Linked DNA regions of Mus musculus: region 2 is linked to region 1. Evidence: chromatin loops called from intact Hi-C (ENCODE). Cell type or tissue: heart. All regions are shown on one strand.

What was found. A loop is a pair of places that touch in the nucleus more often than their neighbours do. Peaks named below come from ENCODE experiments on the same cell type or tissue, not always from the same donor. Only the 100,000 strongest peaks of a DNase experiment are listed, where the experiment ranks them.
Region 2: it touches region 1 in a loop (1.9-fold over the local background); 2 of 42 quality-filtered maps call a loop at or near these places.

Annotation. Positions count from the first base shown.
Region 1 is chr14:77,480,719-77,488,718 of GRCm38, forward strand. The region is part of intron 5 of Enox1 (ecto-NOX disulfide-thiol exchanger 1); the gene reads left to right. It overlaps Gm6994 (predicted gene 6994), which reads right to left. Exons shown (of 6, transcript NR_033141.1): 4 at 5,288-5,361; 5 at 404-503. Among named protein-coding and RNA genes, the nearest start is that of Gm6994, 22 kb to the right of the region's middle. In heart, a CTCF peak has its summit at 4,617 (motif pointing left); DNase peaks (open chromatin) are centred at 4,373 and 4,553.
Region 2 is chr14:77,581,456-77,589,455 of GRCm38, forward strand. Enox1 (ecto-NOX disulfide-thiol exchanger 1) reads left to right here. Exons shown (of 19, transcript NM_172813.3): 10 at 941-1,174. Among named protein-coding and RNA genes, the nearest start is that of Gm52115, 11 kb to the right of the region's middle. In heart, no CTCF peak of the experiment used is centred here; DNase peaks (open chromatin) are centred at 4,146 and 4,766; H3K27ac peaks cover 1,661 bases.

The sequences.
Region 1 (8,000 bases):
CCACTCTGATACAGAACTTATTGTTTTAAGTTACAAATTGTATCCCGGCACTCCCGATTTACAATACTCCCTTGGGCACCATCTTAGCTGAAGAGTCGGTGCTTCCTAGCCTGGGTCTCTGTGGTCAACGTGATAACTCACCATCCCGTCATTAATTTGCTTTGCAGACTTCAGACAATCAAAAGTGCTGATTTTCTAAACAGCACCCTACCCTTTTCACACTTTTGATCACCATGGTGCCCATGTCTGAAACCTCATTTTATTCTTTCTAAAGACCCTGACCTGCAGATGTTCACCTCTGTGCATCCTTCAAGAAAATCTAAACTCGCCATCACTGGCCCATTAATTGGTCCTCCCTCCGACGCTTCTGTTAACCAGTGTTTTAATTGATTCACATACTCACCTTCAACCAAGCTAGCTGCACCTCCCTTCTCTGGAGGAAGTGCTTGCTGGTACAGAACTTCAAATGGTGCTGGACAGAGCAGGTGTTTCCTCGGTGGGAGCTGGATGTGTGGGGACAGAATGAGTGAACAGGGTGGGGACAGAATGCATGAACAGGACCTGTGATTCCTGGATGATCCTCCATCCCTTTTAGAGCAATGCTTCACCGACGTGGTCCATCACTTGCTCTCGTTCTTCTAATGTGTGGAGATCACTCTCATAATTGATCATTTCCCCCGGCAAGTAAGTGGTCCTCTAAAACTGGCACCAATGCTTTAGAATTCTGTTGAGCTCATGTAGTTCATTTTGAACTACTGTTCAAATTGAAATCTATATTTTCACTGGGGAAGGACTTAAAGTATTTAGCCTACTGTCAAGTCACATTGGTGTAGGGGCCAGACACACTCAAGCTCTTTTTTTTTTTCCCCCTGAGTGCAGCTTCTGTAAATGAGGCCCTCAGGGCTTCCACTGTACCTCAGGCTGAAACCCCATACTTACTCTGTTGACTGTACCTTCCCAATGGAAGGGTGATTTCACTGCAGGGGACACTCACAGTGGGATTGACATCATAATAGTTTCAACCAAAAATGATCCTGTTTCCCCTTTGTTCCTCCTCTCAAAATGTGTGTGTATGTATGTATGTGTGTATGCATATATGTGTGTGAGTATGTGTGTGAGTGTGTGTATGTGAGTGTGTGTGTGTCATCCACGCATGTGCACTTGCGTGTATGCCTTAGATGTATAGATAGATATCCACAGAGGCTAGAAGAAACCTACCTCCTGAAGCTGGAGTTGCATGTAGTTTGAACCTCCTGGTGGGATTGCTGGGAACCAAACTCTAGCCCTCTGGGAAAGCAGAAAGTGCTCTTAACCAGTGAACCGTGTCTCCAGCCCTCAAACTATTTTTTAAAACATCTTATCTACCCATACTGCCTGCAATGTTCATTTCTGGATTTTGGAGCAACAACCCTACTGGACTTAGTTGTGCCTCACCTAAGTTGTTCCTCTGAGGACTCTGTCCACATCCCTATTTACTATCCCCTCCCTCCTCCATCCCCTCCCCACCGGCATCATTTCTGTCCACCAAGCATGCTTTTGGGGTCAGAATGCTACAGAGCAGCTCCTGTAAGGCAGTGACTTGTGTCTGGAATAACTCATTCTCTTGTCTTCTGTATATGGTTACTTTGTTCTGTAATTAAATGTTTATTTTCCATCCTCTCCTAAACTTAGTGGAGCTGGTTTGTGTTGCCATCACACGTGCTGCTCTGAACTTCCCAAACACATTTCATTAGGCTGTGCTTCGGGTCTGATTAGGAGCAACGCTGTCTGTCTTCTCTGTCGGGAACTCGAGCTTACACAGTACCTTTCCTCTAGGAGCCCTGTCACCCTCGTGTCATTGATGGGTTTTGCAGTTAGTCAATACAAAGTCTAGTAATATACTTTCTTTCCTGTCACCAAGGATCATATACACACCCCCGCCATTGCTGTCCCGATTTAATGAGAGTGCTATAAATCTGTCCCCCGTGACTTTATTTAAAGCTCTCTTAAAATATACCACAATATTTTGTGTATTGTTTTGGTCTCTTGGTTAATGAATTCTGAGATTCCTTCTCATGCTATAAAAGCTTGCTTTATTTTCCTTCTACAGTGATATTCTTTCCGCCATGAACAGTAAGCCCTAGGTTTAGCATTTCATGAGCTGGTAAGAGCGTGTTTATGTTGCCAAGACTCCCCTTATCTTTCTGAGCCATCTTCTCTAAAGAGGTTTACTTCAGTTTTCTGGTTGATAAACCACCATTTTTATATAAGAAAACATTGTATTTAGCATGCATGGATTAAAATCCCTTGACATTTTTCTGAAAGTAAAATTTTGAAGAGGAAAACAAGATTTTAAAGAATAAAAGTACCATTGTCGTTAGATACACGCAGTGAAAGTGGTCTCTGAGTAAACTTGCTAAAGGAAAATCCTCTCCCCGCCTCCACTGTGCCCCACCTCCACGGTGCCCCGCCTCCACGGTGCTCCGCCTCCACGGTGCCCCGCCTCCACGGTGCCCCACCTCCACGGTGCCCCACCTCCACGGTGCCCCGCCTCCACTGTGCCCCACCTCCACGGTGCCCCGCCTCCACTGTGCTCCGCCAGCTTCACACAGCCTGGTCCTGGTCCCTGGTCCCTGCCAGAGCTCCAGCCCACTTCCTCTGTCTCTTCCCACTAAGGACTCTTGCATCCTTTCAGAATTTGCCAGATTTTCCTGCTCTTGGCATCTTCCTTGTGCCACACATGAAAATAATGTTGTCCTCTCTCAGCCATGCACTTCTACAACAGATGCTTATCTTTCATATCAGGTATCTTAAGACCCATGACCAACCGCCTGTATTTTAAGACCCATTATTCTGTGCATGGAAGTAAAGGCTGACGAGTATGCAGGATTTAATTTCTTAATGACCGTTTTTTTTTTTTTTTAATCTGACAAAAGCCCTATAAGTGCCAACACCATGACTATTTTATGTCTTTTTTTTAATAGGATAAAATATACAGGAAGTTAATTTAGTTTAGTTTCTAATGAATTGGAAAACATTACCCTCCTATACTTTCAAGGTCTTGGTTTTAAAAAGAACTTAAAGTTGGTTGCTATGGGGGCATAAAGGACAATCGTCACAGGATATCACCAAAGAAGATGGCTTTTCACAGCCTCCTTTCTCAGTGGGCCTGGAAAGTGTGTGTGTTTGGGGGAAGGGAGGGGAGGCTATGCATATTGTGCTACAAAACAGGAGCCCAGATCACCAGCCCCTAAGCTGCCAATACCCACATGTCACTGTAATGCAGAGCGCTGGTGAAGTGGGTGCCCATCAAAGCCGCCAGGGACACCTGGGTTCTACTCTGCTCTACATTATAGACTTTTGGCCAGAACAGCACCCTCTGTTCCATCAGTTTCACATATTCAAATGAACATGAAGGAAAGCAACCAATGTTCTCTGGTAAGACAACACCATCCCCACCCACCAACCTGGTAGGGATTATGCTAAGTGCTTCTTGCCTCTTTATGCTTTGAGAACCAGCTGAAGGACCCAAATACAGAGATCCTTCCCACCCCAGGCTACCATGAATACAAAATGGGACATATAAGGAACACAGAACACTGGTTGTCAGAATGCCACTGTTCAATTCCATTAGTGGATACAAGTTTAATAATTTTACTACAGCTGTGTGGTCAAGAGATATGTTTACTTATTTATTTCTACATGTGCCTTTAAAGTACTCATTTTTTGTCTCATTGTATACAAATGGTGAAGTCCTTCTTTTAAAATATATTTCTTTCTGTCATATACTAGGTTGAACTATATGAAAGCGCTAATATTTGGCTAGCTTTTAAATCCACAGAAACAGCAATTTCACATGGCTCAGAGCAAATTTAACTATTAAAAATTAAAATAATGGTTTTCTGTTCCCTGTTAAATCCCACACCTTAGGGAATGCTGAAGTTAGAGAGGCAAGAATTGATCATGTAAGGTGCCTCAGAGAAGGTGGGCCTTGATGTGAGTCAGAAAGGAGGGAGGCGTGGAGAAGTAGTGGGTACACACAAGGCAGCAAATGTGAATACCAGCAGCCTGAAGGGAAGCTGTAGGGCCATGGCGAGCACTCCTGTCCCCTTTGATAAAAATTCTCAAATTCTGTATTAATTTCTGAAAAGCATGCTTCCACAGCCTGTAAGCAGTTTCAAAACCTCTCTCATGGCAGCTGAAAAATTATTCTTGCACCGTTACTATTGCCTTGAGTGGGCGCTAGTATTTCTATTACAGAATATGTGGTTGTTACAGAATGGCCATCCTGGCAGTGGTTCTGTAGCCTGAGTCAGCAGGCGTGCATCCAACTTCATGAAGACAGCTGCCTGGGCTGTCAAGTCCCTATGAAGGGTCCAGTGCCAAGGTTAGCAGCTGATAGGCTGAGACTCCCTCCAGTGCCTTCTGGAAGCTGCCCGGACCATTCCTGTGGACATCTTCTTGTCTCTCTGGCCAAATCCTGCTTTACTAAGACTTCAGCCTCCGGCTCTTGTCCTTACCGGTTACCCCTAATGGGTAACCACCCAGCACATTCCTCAGAGCTGACTTATGAGAGTCTACCAAAGGTCATTTTCCCAGCTTGGGTTTGTAGAACTGCCGTGCCCCCATCAGGCCTGGCGTAGCCCAGCTGGAGGTGTGTTCCAACAGAGAACAGAGCGGCATCTGGCCAGTGGGCCATGGAACAACATGAACCATGGCTTTGGAATGAACGAAAGGGGAACAACTATTTTCTACTGTGTCGAAAACTCCGCTGACTGCTCCGAGGCAGGGAGCTGTGCCATGTAAGCTATAACTGAGGAAAGTGGGGGCAGGATTTCTTATCTCCTTCTATTTTTTTTTAAAAAGAATGCATAAGTACAGGTATGATTTTATTTACTTACTTTCCTTTTGAAAGATCTTATTTTTCTAGACCACTTCTAAGTTCTTAGTGATACTGAACAGAAGGTAGGGAAATGTCCCCTGCACTCCTGTACTCAGATAGGCACTGACACGCCTACCCCCACCCCGCACCATTACTAATACTCCCAGCAAAGTCGTACATTGCCTACAATTGACAAATCTACATGGCTGCATCATTCAAACTCCATAACGTGTTTGTTGTATGAGATTAATTATCTCTAATGGCAGAATAAAAGAATCATGACTAGTCCCTTGAATTAATGATACCCTTTTTAAAAAGTCAACAATAATAACCACACACACACATGAAAAAATAAAACAACAACAACAACAACACAGATCCTAAGCTAATCTCAGGGCTGAGTGAGATAGAGGCTAAAGTACTTACAAATCTTTTAAATGTCAGCATCATCTTATTTCTTCTGGATGCAGCAAGCTGTAACTTCTGGTGATTACATTTTCCTTCAAGATATAGAGAATTATATTTATTTAAGTGAATCGCCCGATATGTTTATATATTTGCATTTCTGAATTTAGTTTTTCCTTATTAATATATTGTAATCATGTAGGAATAGGAAGGGCAGACGATATGGAGCCTGACTCCTGAAGATGGTTAGCTACTCATGGGTCCCCAAATGAGGGGGCATATCATGCCATGGCAGAGCGAGGGGTGGGATGCACTCTATCATTCTCAGGAGAGGAACGCTAGGCAAGGACCCTTATTGTGCTTTCCCAGGAAAGAAGACAGGTGTAGGCTTGGCTAGGCCAGATAATTTAAACAGATTTAGGGGTGAGGAACCATCTGCAATTACCTGCCATGCCTCATCTAGCTCCGGCATAGTGGGGGCAGAACTGTGACCTAGCGCAGGAGAAACCCAGAGCCAAAAGCATTTGGGAGATGGTGGGATCCTGGTCTGTGGGTTCTCATCTGTAGAGTGGCTCCCAAGTGACCCTATGATGTCTGGAGAAACCGGCTACCCCCAGGAGAACTAGTTTCCTCCAGGGTCCTTAAGGCCACAGACATCATCATCATCAAAAGTACAGAAAGTAGAGATATAAGAAATGCAGTGTGCACGCATATATGCATATGCAGTCACAGTCATAATGACTATTCAGTGAATTTGAGTGTGTGGGAGAGGCAGGATTTATGTATATACTATTAGGCACTGTTTTGGCTTGTGGCAATTCAGCAGAAAGAAACATTTTTAAATGATTAAAAATAAGTCTATCCCTGTGGAAGGCTAATTTATCAAGGGAATCTCCATGTGATATAAATTCAGATCCCAAGAAATCTATAGAGAAAACTAAGGCTTATAGAAAGAAGCTAACCAGGGTTGCAGTTATAGTTAGAGGCCAGTGAAGGGCCAAGAACGAGGACTTGGGTGGGGTCAGCAGAACTGGGCTAAGGGGAGGGAGAGGGCTGGCATGCAGGGACCTCGGGGGCACCAAATGCAGCATCACCAAGCCAAGATCATGCCTGGCAGTCTCACAGGAGATTAACAGTCCCCGTGCTTCCTGAGAGGAAACAAGTCTCAGAGCCTGGGCTTGCAGAAGATACTGGCAGCCAGACACTGAAGGGCCTTGGAGACCAGGTAAACATGGTAGGAAGCTGCCTGGATATGTGACTGTAGTCCACACTGAAGCCATCTGAGCATGAGAGTTTAGCTCCAGCCTCAAAATGCAAATTAAGTCGCCATTGCTTCTGTCCTCTGTCTCCTGCTCTCAGCTATCAAACTATCTGATAGTCGTTTGAGATGCCTAGGTTTACAAATGGCAAAGTTTAAGATCTGCTTTCCCAGAGGTCTACATTTACAGGTTATTTTTATAGTTTCAAACAAATCAGACAAATAAAACCTCCCCCCTGCCACGCGAAAGGACAGCTTTGGGTCATGACTGGAGTCACATTCTGTACCACTGAGTGCTTTGGCGTCTATGGGGCATTTAAGTAAAATGGAAAACAATTTTAAAAACTGCCACACTTCTGGTAAATGTGGAGGGGGAGAAAAGCTGTAAACAATCAACAATTTGCTTTTATTTTCTATTAAACTGGAGCGGTTTCTGCACTGATACCGTTTACAGAATACAAAGTAAAATCCACCCACAGTCCACTTACTGTAAGAGCGCCCACAAAGAAAACCTCATTTCAAATCTAATTGTGGACATTGTTCCTTCATTAAAAATTCATAGGGTTTGTGAATGTGTCACATAAGTACAGGCATCTCCATTATTCCCCAGCTCCTTCCCCTTCCAGTTCTGATCAGAATTTCAAAACACTCGTGTCTAGAAAGGTGTTCTCTGAAGAGCAACCAAAGAAAAATAAACGAAGGAAGGAAACACATGACGAGTATAAAGAAAAGCACTCACCAAACAAATAGCCTGGAATCTCCTCTTCCTTCCACTTATACAGGGAAATCTACAGGGGCTCTGACTTATACAGGGAAATCTACAGGGGCTCCCGACCGTACCTTTCACCTTGAATCACACCACTGTATCTCAGCAACTCATATGTGTGCTGTTAGCAGTCATTGAAGAGGTTGTCTTGCCTTGTTGTGAGCCAGCAGAAGAGACTGAAGCAGTGTGCTGCTCTTCATTGCTTCTATGCCCGGACTCTTCTTTCCTCCACTCAAATGGAAAGACCAGAGTGCCAGGTCATGGGGTCGTGCTGTGCACGGTATTTGTTAGAAATGGACGAGACAGGTAGTGCGGTGCAGCCAGAGAGTTTGACAAGAATGGTCAAAAGTCGAGCCTCACTTGCTTATGCTTTGTATGTTTTTATACATTTGCACCAGGAATATTGTAATGTTGTTCTGTACCCTTAACAATGCTTCTTTCTTTTTTTTTTTTTTTTAGATTTATTTTTTATTAATATATGTAAGTACACTGTAGCTGTCTTCAGACACTCCAGAAGAGGGAGTCAGATCTTGTTGCGGATGGTTGTGAGCCACCATGTGGTTGCTGGGATTTGAACTCTGGACCTTCGGAAGAGCAGTCGGGTGCTCTTACCCACTGAGCCATCTCACCAGCCCCCAACAATGCTTCTTTCAATGGTAGGCTCCACATAGGATGCCGGCCCCATAAAAATATAACAGCGCTAATGTTTT
Region 2 (8,000 bases), 100 kb after region 1:
ATATGCTCCTGCTAAGACCTGAATTGATGTTGTGAAAATCTGAGTACTCCAAACTGAAGAATCAATCACCGTGCTGTGCTTTCAATTCTTCTAAATTTGAAGTTAGGCTGGCTGGCAGCATCCAGTCCTGTGTTGACCCCTCACGACCTCTCTCCCCCCTCATCCCCAATCACTATAAGATAGGTAGTGCTCAGTAAGTCCTCCCTTCCCCCTAAAGGTTCCCCCCTCCCCCCCTTTTCCTTTCTGGCCTAACTTTGGGCCCTTGCACAAGCCTATTGTGGCCTTCAAAGACTGCACAGATAATTTGTGTGGTCGTGCAGGCTGGATGAGGTACTGTGGGGCCTCTTGATTGAAGGTAACATATTCTCCCGCATGCCCCAGAGGATAAGTGGGAATAAAACAACATTGCAAAATTGCCTGGGTAATTGTGGCTTTGGTAGCGGCAGAGAAAAAAACCAGAGCGGCAGTGTTTGCTAGGGGAATGAGCAATAGGCTCCGAGTAAAGTTCTGAAATTTACTTTCCGGGCCCCTTCAAATATCATGGATGTTCTGTATTTACTCATACCCTGCCTCTTTGAAAAAGAATTTTTAAGAGTGCACATGCAATAGAGTTATAGAACATTGAAAACAAAAAGCAAGACAGACCCCCCCCCGACCCCCCCCCCAAGCCAAAGGGAGGAAGGCGTGGCCAGGATTTAGTGCTCGGTTAATGGTGCAACAGGAGCACTGTGAGGGTCCCTCTGGGAAAGTAACGTGGGGGGGGGGGGGAAGGGAGGTATATTTACCTCCACATCTGTGCTTAATGATTAAGTCTTTAAAAGGATACCTGCTTCCCATCCCCCAGAGACAAAAAGGTATCTTCTCTCCTGAGGCACAGTTGCTTAGCTTGTGGGAAATGTGTCCCCTGACTGGAGGTGACCTGGCTTTCCACTGCTTCTAGGTTACAGAATGCGATTAGGGTCGAGCACGGATAAAAAGGATTCCGGCCGCCTGCACGTGGATTTTGCTCAGGCCAGGGATGACTTCTATGAGTGGGAATGCAAGCAAAGGATGCGCGCCCGGGAGGAGCGGCATCGACGCAAACTGGAAGAGGACAGGCTGCGGCCTCCCTCGCCGCCGGCCATCATGCACTACTCGGAGCACGAAGCTGCCCTGCTGGCTGACAAACTGAAAGGTAAAGGGGGTGTGGGGGGGGGCGAGCTAGGATCTGCAGACCTCTGGGTTCCATCATCGGGCTAGGGACAGAGCCATTGCTTAGTCAGGCTCTCCTGTATGAAGGTCGGAAGGGCGGGGGTGGGGTGGGGGTGGGGGTGGGCCTCTGCAATGCCAGCAGCAGCCTGTGGTCCCCAGGAGGTGCTTAGTGAGTCAGGGCAGTGGCCTCACCGAGAAGTTGACCTTGTCTAGTGCTCTCTGAGTTCTGTGGACCATGTAGTTCTACCAGACACTGAAAGTGTTTCCAAGACATCTTACACACGATGTCTAGGGTTTGTAGAAGAGAAAAGAGAAATGTAGACAGGTCCCCTGTCCTAGAGGTGGAGTCGAAGGAACCTTCTCACACCTACAGATGAGTAACAATAGAAAAAGTAAGTCCTTAATTTTTGCCGGGGCCTTCCCTGGGTTGGAGAGTGAAGAAAATAAAGGATCCAAAGAAATAAGGATTAGACCTGCTGAACTTCAGTGATGACCAGGAAGGCAGGTTTTGAAATTAGTGTATGTATGGAGGCGAGGAGATGCACACATATATGCCTGTGTTGGGGTCTAGGGCTACTAGAGACCAAATGAATGAGCTGAATGATATCTGTTTTATATGACTATCTTATATGACTATTTTTATGACTGGCATTTTATAGGCAGTTGGTAGGAGGTGAACAGCACTCCTGAGGGTGCTGGCTACCAACAGTACTGTAGTGGGTCACAGTTTCTACAGGCAGGTGACTACAAGTAACTGAATGACTTTGAGCAAAGCTGATAGCCCTCCGTGTGGGAGCAAGGCATCCACAACATGCTTTGGGAATGCCAGCAAGTGTAACCTGAGCAAGGAAAGGGGTTGAGAATATCTTCAAAGAGCAGGCAGGATTTGAACTTGTTGGGATAAACAAGAGGTCTTTCTCCCAAGTTAGAAAGGTTCACAGAGGCAATCTAACCAGAGCCCGGAGCCCTAAGAACAAAGATGTACCAGAAACAAAGAGGATTTGGTTTGGGCACTGTGTTCCTAAAGCAAGGTGAAGCTGGAGAGTGTCTCAACCAGATGGTGAAGCCCCAAGGCTATTGCCTAGTTTGGCTGTGCCCTGTAAACAGTGAAGAGATGGCTTCATGGATTCCTGACGAAAGGAGAGATGTGATTGGTTCTTGGCAAGAGTGGGAGAATGGGGGTGTAAGAACCTACCTCATGTATTATTGGCAATGTCTTAATGGATGGGATGGTCTTACTGAAGAAAACCACCAATTTTAGGAAGATCAGAAAAAGCATTCTATGCTTGATCTAAAAGGCAAGTGATAGCCTCCTTAACCATCATCCCTGTCAGCTCTGAGGACTCCTAATTAGCCACGGTTGCCACTGAATTGCCTCTCCAGCCACTGAGTAGCACTGCCTGCTGGCTTTCTTGGTGCCTGCCCAGAAGGTCTATAATATAGTCAATAAATATACAGGCAGAGGCTACCCCTCCAATGAGAAAAAATATGCAATGTAAATTCAGCCTAGAAACTATTATGAGAGCCCAGAATGAGAAAGAATAAGACTTATAACCAGGAACACTCATTGGAATAAATCCTCTCTCTTTTGTGCCAATGTCAAGTGAATTTGGTGGCACCACCCTGTGGTCTCTGTGACCTGTTTTCCAGCCCAGATAGCTCAGTCACTAGAGCGCGAGACTCTTAGAATGGGTTCAGTCATGGCTCCACCTTAGTTCTGTACTGCATGGAGGAATTTCATGAAGGTCTGGCATCTAATGTTAGGTTATTTCTATGAAGCCAACATCAAAAGTGCCAACTCCATGTATAAGGTACATGGCATTTGCCTCTACTTTTGGAGGATAGCAGATTGGGATGTCAATTTGCTGGAGTAATTTGTGAGCCTTGCCATTTCAAAAATGTATATTTATATAGATGAGTATAATTTGCAGAATTCGGAAGCTGTGCCTTTGCCAAGTACTGTGTGATCCCTTGAGGAGAGAACAGATTGGAAATTTTAATAGATGGCTCTTACAGTAGAATGAACTCGCTGTAGATACGTCTTAGGCAAGAGTCAGGTAATACCGAGCTTGACAATTTCAACCCAAGCACGGAGTTTGGAATATAAACAGCATTTAATTGCTTAGGAAATGGGCTGCTTCCAAGAGGAGATCCACTCTCTGCTCCTTATAACACTGCAAAGCCTGGCAGGAGGAGCCAAGGAAACTTGTCTCCCTGAAGACGATTTCATTGATGTGGGGGATATAAAATTCAGTCAAGTCGGAAGCTATGGAAACCTGTGACAGAATGAATCTGAAAATACCTAATTGGATTTGATTTTTTTTTTTTACCCTCCTGTGAGAAACCTTGCCATCCTAGGTTTATTAGATATTTTTCTTCTATTTTACACCATATGTGTTTATTCTTGTAATTTTGTTTTGAAGATCATTCACATTCAGCAAAATCTGTATCAATCAAACCTTTCTTATGACCTGCAAGGCTTCCCACACAGTTGCACACAGTAGGTATTGGGCGCATTAATTCCTCTCTCTCTCTTCTCCAAGTATCTGAATCCATGGGCATATTGCATTTCTGGCCACTAGAGCTACCATGCATGGCTGGCAGCGAGGGAAGTGACTATGTTCAGCCTGCTGCCAATCCAGTAAGAAGTATTTGCTTAAGTGTTTTACAAATACCAGACCCTGGGTACTAGTGCTAGGTACTGGGGGAAGAGAAAACACCATGCCAGATCCTGCCTCGTAGAATCTAGGTAATTTCTTGGGTAATGAAAGAAATGACTAATCAGTCTGCTTTGGCTGCTTAGAACAGTGAACTGTGGTACGTCCTAACACTATCAGCAGCAGTGCGCACTACGGTGAGTGGCAACTACAGGATGTTTTCCCTTCAGAGACAGCCAGTGGTGCCGCAAGCATGAGAAAAGGGGGCGTCTCTGGTGAACACATCTCCCCACTGGCCGGCTGCCTGGCTTCCCAAAGCCAGAGGAAACAGTAGAGTTGAAACTGTGCAGTGGCTAAGGCAGAGAGAGTCGCCAGCCATTGGTTTCATTAATACAAATTCTAAAACAGAGAGTCAGTGGGCACCCTGCTGATTAAATAGACATTGTTGTGAGACAATTCAACTTAATGAAGACTGACTTGGAAGTGACTGCGCAGGGACCTGAAGTTTATGGCAGGGCTTTGGGAGAGCGAGAAGGAGCACAACAGCACCATAATTACACTTTATTGGAAACAGTGGCACCAGACAGATGAGATAATGAATTCTAGTGTTTCTAACACAGACCAAGCAGCCTTGAAGGGGGCTGGGGGCTGGGCCACACAAGGAAGAGATTGATTTGGCCATGAGGAAGCACTATATCTTCATCCACTGGAGATTTCGTTGGGCGAGAACATTTTAAAAGTTTTTTCAGTACTTTCTCCCACTTGGAAAGATTCACACAATGTTTCACTAGGAAGGACTCTGTCTTCGAATCACGTGAACTTGCTGCGACCAAGTTCTCTAACCCATGCCCTTGGGAATCTCCTCATCTGTCACTGGGAACTGAGCCTCCCTGGAATTGTGCTCATAGTTTTCAAAGGACTAGGCTCCCATTTGCATAGAGTATGCCTGGCGTCCGTCAGTAGGTGTGGAAGTGTGGCTGGCATCTGGAGATGTGTCTCAATATTTATAGTTCTATGAAAGTAAAAATCAATAATGCTATGGGCCAACTGGACATTCCATTAGCTAACAGCCAGACCTCCTTCTTCAGGCAAGGAAAATATGAAGCACAGGGAGCCTCCTGAGAAGCACTTTTTAGGGGGGTGTTATTGACCTTTGTGGAAGCAAGAGAGGCCATTTCATTTAGAAACATTTTCCTTGGCCCTGCAGGGGAAATAACCAGTACACTTTTGTATTGCCCCCTTAATTTGCACATTTTAGGAACACTGAGTAATTGAGGAGAGTGTGTTGGGGCAGAAGGGGAACATTAACCACTTGTGTAGCCTTTATATACTGTTCTGGTTAACTGGCACACAGACAGTTAAGCAGCCAAAAAAAAAAAAAAAACCAAAAAAACCCCCAGACTTTTGTAGGCCAAATTCTCCTTTGAACCAGTTTTAACATCTTACCGCTTCTTCATTAATTAACGAGTTAAATGACATCATTGGAACATGCCCAGTTTATGTTTGCAAGATGGTCCTGAGTTCTCTGCCACAGATTTTTTTTATTAGATATTTTCTTTATATACATTTCAAATGCTATCCCAAAAGTTTCCTATACCCTCCCCCCGCTCTGCTCCCCTACCCACCCACTCCTGCTTCTTGGCCCTGGCATTCCCCTGTATTGGGGCATATAAAGTTTGCAATACCAAGGGGCCTCTCTTCCCAGTGGTGGCCGACTAGGCCATCTTCTGCTACATATGCAGCTAGAGATACAAGCTGTGGGGGGTACTGGTTAGTTCATATTGTTGTTCCACCTATAGGGTTGCAGACCCCTTCAGCTCCTTGGGTGCTTTCTCTAGCTTCTCCATTGGGGGCCCTGTGTTCCATCTTATAGATGACTGTGAGCATCCACTTCTGTATTTGCCAGGCACTGGCACAGCCTCATATGAGACAGCTATAACAGGGTCCCTTCAGCAAAATCTTTCTGTCTGCCACAGATTCTTAACCCCAGAAATATGCCTTTTTGGAGGCACGGAGGACACTATCATCACACTCAAAACTCCCAACCTGCAGAAGGTCAGGGCACTTGGTAAATTTTTAACCAGACTGGTATGTGGATAATGTGTAGCAGGTGCTTACCAAACATGAAGAAGAGGTCGCACAAAGTCGGAAATAACCAGATGTAAAACAATAGATATTGGGGGGTGGTGGCGAGAGGTCGGGAAGGGGGGCACCAGACTCCTTTTTTCCTTGCCCCTGTGCACTAAGGGAAGATTTATCCCTGGATTTAGGAACAACAGGCAGATCAAAGCCAGGCTGTGGGCTTGGGATAAGAAACTCAGGTGGGCTTTGTGCCTTTATTTATGTCTGGGTCTATGAAAGAGTAGTATGAGAGCTTCCATGATTGAACAGAAAGAAAAAAATTCAAAAGATATTCCACAACACTTTTTTTTTCCCTCTAAGAAATAATCAATACTGATTTCTAACTATGATAGTAGCTGGAAATTCTTCATGTAATTTACTTTACGAAGATTTAAATTTCTACTGAACAAAAATCTCTTGCATTGTTACAGAGAAGTATTTGCGCTGTTCATTTCCACAATTTATGTTCTCTCTTCAGAGCTGTAAAATAGTCTAGCCAAAGATAAACCAAAGTACACAGCCCAGTGAAGGCGAAAGTGGGGGTTGTGGTTGGCTGCTCCATGCCCAGTATCCCAGTGAGAGGATCTGCATTGATCTCTCTGCCTGTTTCCAGGTCTTAGGTAACTTTTCTCTTTCCTGTTCCAAGTGACAATTATTCTTTTATTGAAAATGGGGATTTAGAGACAGACACTTGCAAAGCTCATAAAAACCACATCAAATCCTTTCAAAATTCACTTAAATTTTAGTTACTACTTTCCATTTCAGGTTCGTGCTATCTCCTAACTTAGCTTAGCATCTTAACCACGTTACCCGGCTTCCCAGGATCGATCAGTCCTTGCTGTGTGTCTGGGACTTCCAATTGTGCGTAAGGGTTGAAGCACAGTCACCGATGGGGGATTCTGAGAAAAGCTGAGTCTTTTTTTAAAAGCTTGTTTTTTACAAGCTCTCAAGGATGCTTTGGCTTGCAGACTTCGAATAGCAGGTTGTCCTGTTGGCAATTTTAATGTCAACTACGTAACAGGTGTTCACCCAAACATGAAGAAGAGGTCTCACAAAGTCAGAAAATAACCAGATGTAGAACAAGATAGCATAGATTCAGCTGGAGTCACTGAGAGACAAAAGATAGGAATTATAATTACTTACTTAGCCCTCCAAACCTAACAAATTGGTATTGCCTCCCCCAAATTACACATGCTTTCAAAAACATTTTTTAACCAACTGAGAATCCAGTGAGATATTTGGCTGTCACGAGTACTTTCCGGTTCTCCTAGAGTGTCTGACATCAATTGTAATTCTCTCCTCTCCTCTCCTCTCCTCTCCTCTCCTCTCCTCTCCTCTCCTCCCCTCCCCTCCCCTCCCCTCCCCTCCCCTCCCCTCCCCTCTCTTCTCTTTCTCTTCCTTCCTTTCTTGTTATTTTTTAAAGGCTCATTTATTTTATGTATGAGTGCTCTATCTGCATATATAACTGCATCCCAGAAGAGAGCATCGGATCCCATTATATATAGATGGTTGTGGGCCACCATGTGGTTGCTGGGAATTGAACTCAGGACCTCTGAAAGCACAGCCAGCACCCTTAACCACTGAGCCACCTTTCTAGTCCCACTCTTGACTTTTATCCCCAGTGCTCATGACCCCAGAGGCCTATTTCTCTGTCATGAGAGCATTTACCTCTGGTGGACAATAACATATGTATAAATCCTCTTGAACACAAAATTAAACGTCCTCCATGTCAACATCCCACCTTCCAGTCATTTATTTGTGCCCTGACCAGCATTAGTCACTACACATCTTTGAGAAAGATAAAATATGGACCAGAGGGTGGCAGTGTATTTGTGAAGTAATGGTGAGTGGTAATGGGAAGAAGGCCATCACTGCCCAGGATGACTGTACCAGTGGAGTTCATAGGGAACGTTAGAAACACAGCAAGGATGTGTACTCGTCACACCCTGGAGGCAGGGAGATCTCCTTTACGAAGATGACATAAGCTGACCCTTGAAGGAGGAGTAACAGCTGGCCATGGGATGGAGAATC